Regions from separate parts of the Mus musculus genome. Here region 2 is linked to region 1. A link is a loop called in an ENCODE intact Hi-C map of the cell type or tissue named here. Cell type or tissue: gastrocnemius. All regions are shown on one strand.

Evidence for each region. Peaks named below come from ENCODE experiments on the same cell type or tissue, not always from the same donor. Only the 100,000 strongest peaks of a DNase experiment are listed, where the experiment ranks them.
Region 2: a loop joins it to region 1, with 2.9 times the contacts of the local background. A loop is called at or near these places in 1 of 42 quality-filtered maps.

What each region holds. Positions count from the first base shown.
Region 1 is chr10:81,174,027-81,176,526 of GRCm38, forward strand. No RefSeq gene overlaps it. Among named protein-coding and RNA genes, the nearest start is that of Eef2, 1.4 kb to the right of the region's middle. In gastrocnemius, a CTCF peak has its summit at 1,188 (motif pointing left); DNase peaks (open chromatin) are centred at 785, 1,153 and 1,475; H3K4me3 peaks cover 2,139 bases; H3K27ac peaks cover 2,500 bases.
Region 2 is chr10:80,898,633-80,901,132 of GRCm38, forward strand. It overlaps Tmprss9 (transmembrane protease, serine 9), which reads left to right. Exons shown (of 18, transcript NM_001081688.2): 18 at 547-862. The coding sequence ends at 708. Timm13 (translocase of inner mitochondrial membrane 13) reads right to left here and starts at 2,337. Exons shown (of 3, transcript NM_013895.4): 1 at 1,992-2,337; 2 at 1,850-1,918; 3 at 818-1,627. The coding sequence starts at 2,111. The coding sequence ends at 1,529. In gastrocnemius, no CTCF peak of the experiment used is centred here; DNase peaks (open chromatin) are centred at 1,349, 1,808 and 2,303; H3K4me3 peaks cover 1,890 bases; H3K27ac peaks cover 1,285 bases.

The sequences.
Region 1 (2,500 bases):
GAATGTTTTCTTTATTATTAATGTGTGCATGATGTCTGTGCCCCCCCCCCCCACACACACACATGTGGGTTAGAGAAGTTCCTGGAGTGGTGCTGTCTTTCCACCATGGCTTTGGTCACTCTGAGGGTGTCAGGCTTGCAAAGCACACACTTTCCCCCAGGGAACTCAGTTTTCAGTTTGAGAGACCTTCTGGGAAGTCAGGGTTGACTATGAATTTCCCACAGTTGTTTATCTCTGAACACTTTGGAATAACAGGCTAGTCTAGCCACCTCCATCCCCAGTCCCCTTTATTTATTCATTTATTTTTCTGAGACTGAAGGCATGTGCCTGCCACTGCCTGGCTTTTCAACCTCCTCTTTAGTCTTTGAAACAAATTCTCTGTGTAGCCCAGGCTGGCCTTGAACTCATGTAGCTGAGGATAATCTTGTGCTTCTGTTCCTCCAGTCTCCCGCTGGTGGGATAAGAGGCATGCACTGCCAACGCTAGTTTATGTGGCTGTGGGGTGGAAATCAGGGCTTCTCCTCTGCTAGGAAAATGCTCTATATCCTGGCCCCAGCCCCAGCAGACTGAATCTCTGATAACATTTGCCCTGTCTGGTTGCAAAGACCCCATTCTCCCTAGAATGAGCTGTTAAGAGTCTCTGACACTCACTTCAGGGAACAATCTGCTCTTCAAGAAAATGGATCCTTCCAACCATCGGGATGCAAAATTCCCGACCATAGGGCGCATGCGCTGGCCGGGGAAACCCTGACTGGAATGCAGTCACGTACCCAGGTGTAGGTGGTCCTTAGTTCTTGAGACTGCCACTCCTTGGGTGGCTCTGCGCCCCTGCCAATAAATAGACACGATTCTTGTCACTGGCCTCGGCGTCCTCTCAGCGGTAGAGGCAGATGCCGGTTAACTTTAGAGCCAAGATTCGCAAACCGCATTGCTTAATTTATACTTATTTTAGGCTGGGACACCTCCCCTCCTGTCCCTCCCAGCCTGGAAGGGTAAAATGTGTCCCTCGCTTTAACGGAGGAAGCTCGTAACAAGGTTTCTGGGGCGGGGGGTGGGGTGGGGTCGTCTGCACGAGTTGAACGCAGAAACAATGAGCATCTATTGTGTGCAGAAGGCTGCGCACCCAGGGTCAGGCGGGGACAGCCATGCTCACGGTCCTGCGATGCCTCCTGCTGGACACACGCGGCACTGTCAGCATCGAGGGCTCTCTTGAAAAACACACTTTCTCTTTGCTTTGTTCAGATAGTGGCTGGAGCCAAGGCTACGAGTTATGGGCTACTGAATGAAACCTTGTCTAAATGTGCAAAAATTTAGGAGACAAGTGACAAAATCCAAGAAAGGACAGGTTTGGCAATGTTTTGTTTTTGAAACAAGGTCTCCTGTAGCCCAGGATGTCATTAGAATTCACTGTGTAAGTTAAGGAAGGATGGCCTTGAATTCCTGATCTCCCTGCAGAGATCAGACCCTGCCTCCATCTGCCAAGTCCTGGAATGACAGCTGGCTGCCACCCGCCTAGCTCCACGTGCTGATCTATCTATCTTTTTTGTTGTTTTTTTGTTTTGTTTCGTTTTTTTTTTTTTTTTTTTTTTTTTTTTTTTTTTTTTTGAGACAGGGTTTCTCTGTGTAGCCCTGGCTGTCCTGGAACTCACTCTGTAGACCAGCCTGGCCTCGAACTCAGAAATTGGCCTGCCTCTGTCTCTGCTGGGATTAAAGGCATGCACCACCAACGCCCCGCCTTTTTGTTTGTTTTTAAGATAGGGTTTCTTGATTTAGCCTTGTCTGTCATGGAACTCACTCTGTAGACCAGGTTAGCCTTGAACAAAGATCTCCTGTCTTTGCCTTCTAAATGCTGGGATTAAAGGCGTGCACCACTACTGTCTGCCTTTTGTTTTGGTTTTATCATAATTGTTGCATTTTTGCCCGCAGGAGGATCAGGAATTCAAGGACAACCTCTACAGCCAACCCAGTTGAGGGCCAGCCTGTTCTATCGAGATCCTGTCTCCGGACAAAAAAAGTTTCATGAGAGCGTGGTGTGTTGGCACAGTCTTTTAGTCCGAGCACTGACGCAGTAGATTAAGGCAGATCTTCATGATTTGGTGCGGTCCTGGGCTGCATCCAAAGACCTTGTTTCCAAAACAAACAAACGAAAAAGTGTAATAAAAATACAAGCAAGGTTTTGCAGAAATAAATCTGTGGCCTCAAGGGTCCCTTTCTCCAGCTTTTCCCAGAGGTGTCAAATTACATAACAGTCTCAAACCCAGGAAATTGAACTTTGGCACAACCCACTGACCGGTCCGAATTTCAAAGTCTTTTTCCTATTGACCTACAAGGTTTTCAAGAATCATGTTGTAAGCAACTGTGTTCTGAGGAATCTATGTTTAAAAACCCATCCGTGGATCTTGGCCCAGGGTCCAGAGACTGAGCTAGCCACGCCCCGGCCGCGCCGCAGCCACTCCCACGGCAGTTCAAGTGTTAAGTCCCAAAGACCGCGCTCTGTGCA
Region 2 (2,500 bases), 280 kb before region 1:
CAGGCAGGGCAATTATGGAGTTTGAGACCAGCTCGCCCCAACAACACATATACTGATGTGTTTCGGTACAGGGAGATCTGTACTGATGTGTTTTATGCGATGCTTGCTGTGCAAACGGGAAGACTGAGCACAGATGCCCAGGAGTCATATAAAAACTGGTGCTTACAGACTATGTGCGCTTGTAACTCCATTCTGTGCGGGTAGCAACAGGGGGACTAGCGGGGAACTGGCCACCACCTACTTCCAGGTTCACAGAGAGGCCCCGTGTCAGTGGAATGGAATGGAAAACGACAGATAACCATTTAGCACCCTGCTCTGGCCTGCACATGCGCAGCACACACACACACACGTTGTTCCTTGGGACAAGGACCCTGCAGAGGCATAGCCAGTGCAAATAATGAAGCACATTAGCACTGAACCCATTCCCCACAGGGCAAAAGTGAGGCTCTTGGCAGCCTCTCTCTCACTCAGGGGCCTTGTGAGTGCAGTTGCAGGAGTCATGCCTGCTCCCGAGGGATGCTCGTCTGAGGACACTCTCTCCTTTAGGGTGATGCAGGGGGACCCCTGGCCTGCAGGGAGCCATCTGGCCAATGGGTGCTAACTGGGGTCACCAGCTGGGGCTACGGCTGTGGCAGGCCCCACTTCCCAGGTGTCTACACTCGAGTGGCTGCTGTGCTGGGATGGATAGGCCAGAACATCCAGGAATGATTGCCCTGTGGCTAGCAACCCAGGCGTGGACTGAGAAACACAGCTACGGGCCACCCACCCCACGCTGAGGAGTTGGTAGCAGGCAAACATGGGAGTCCGATGGGAACTAGCTGTGACTGTGTATATTGTTCCAATAAACAGAGTCCTTTCTCCTACTGGCTCAGAACCTCTGTCAAAGCCACGAGTCTCCAGGAGCAGGGCATGTCTCCAACTTGGCTCCTTTGGTGCTTATGTTTTGGTGGGACTGACCAAATTGACCAAATCTCATGTACCAATCCTCTTGCCTCCACACTTAACCCACCCTCAAGTGCTGGGCAGACAGGTGTGCACCACACTTGGTTTATTCAGAGTTAAGGTCAGCACCCTGGGCCTCATGCATGATAGGTGAAGGCTACATGAAGCCTTGCTTCTTAACCTCGGCTGGTCTCCCCGGGATGACCAAACACCTGAGATCATGCTCCGAATTCCCTGAGAGCCAGCAGCCCACTGACCCCAAGGGGAAAGATACCCTGGGAGGTCTGGGCCTACTCAGGGGAAGGGACCTGAAGCAGTGAGGTGACACGCCTGCTTTACTGCCCCAGCAGCGATTTATTGGCCTGCTCTCCTGAGGTCACAGGTCAGTGGGGCCAGCCAGATCCCTGTGCTCTGTCGGGTCCTCACTCTCTTCTGAGATTGAGCTGGACGCAGCAACCCAGGGGAGAGGCCTCGATCCCCAAGCCCTCCATGCTGCCAGACTTCAGGGCGGCTAGGAGGAGACACCCTAACTGGCAGGGAAAACAGTTCAGACCATAAGCACGGTGTCCCGAGGCACAGGTCCCGGTCACATGTTGGCTCGTTCCCGCTGCAGTCGAGAGTTGTAGGCGCGGGACACGGTATTCCAGGCGTCCATGTAGCGGTCCATGCACATGGCGATGCATTTCTGCAAAGCGTGGAGGGGGATCCCTGACTGACGGTCACACGACCCGAGGATCACCCATGAAGGCTGCACCGATCTAGGCACAGAAGCCGGGTCCTCACCCCGCGCACGCGCACAACTTCCTCAGTAGCTAAGGCTAGAGGCCGCGCACGCGCACATCTCTCAACCTCCTAGACGCTCCTGACCCCGCGCCCCTCACCACCCCGGGTTCCCGAGATGTCTCACCTGCTCCGAGTTATCCAAGGAGCCCCCGGGCTTCCCGATGCACTTCCGGAAACACTTGTCCGTCATTCTCTGTGGACACACGCGAGGTCTCAGCGGGGACTCACCCGGGGAACCCCGCCACCAACCCCGGCGCGCCCCGCACCTGGAGCAGCTCCTGCGCGTTGGCCACGGCGATCTGCACTTTCACCTGCTCCATAATGGCCCCCGGGTCCAGCTTCCCGCCACCCGTGCCGCCAAAATCCGAGCCGAAGCCGCTGTCCATGGCTGCTCAGTCAACCGGGCCACGGTCGCGCACACCGACCATACGCCCCGGAAGCCAAGCCGGGGCACCACGGGAAACAGAGGCTGAGTCGATTCCCACAAGGCAGCGCGCGTCGTCAGCAGTCTGACAAAGCTGCGGCCTGAGTCACCATGGAAACAAGTTAAACTACACCTCCCACAAACCCGTGCGCGCCGTGCACTCTGACCTCGGAGGCTCTATGGGAAACTGCAAACTCCTGCTCCCACAAGGCTGTGCGCGCCGTCCCTAAGCACTGTCCTTTGGCTTCTAGAAAGGAAGGAAACCCGAACCACAATTCCCAGAAGGCTGTGCAACTTCCCGCGTGAGCCCACTGACTTTTGACGCCCTGGCAAGGGCTGGACCAGGGTCAT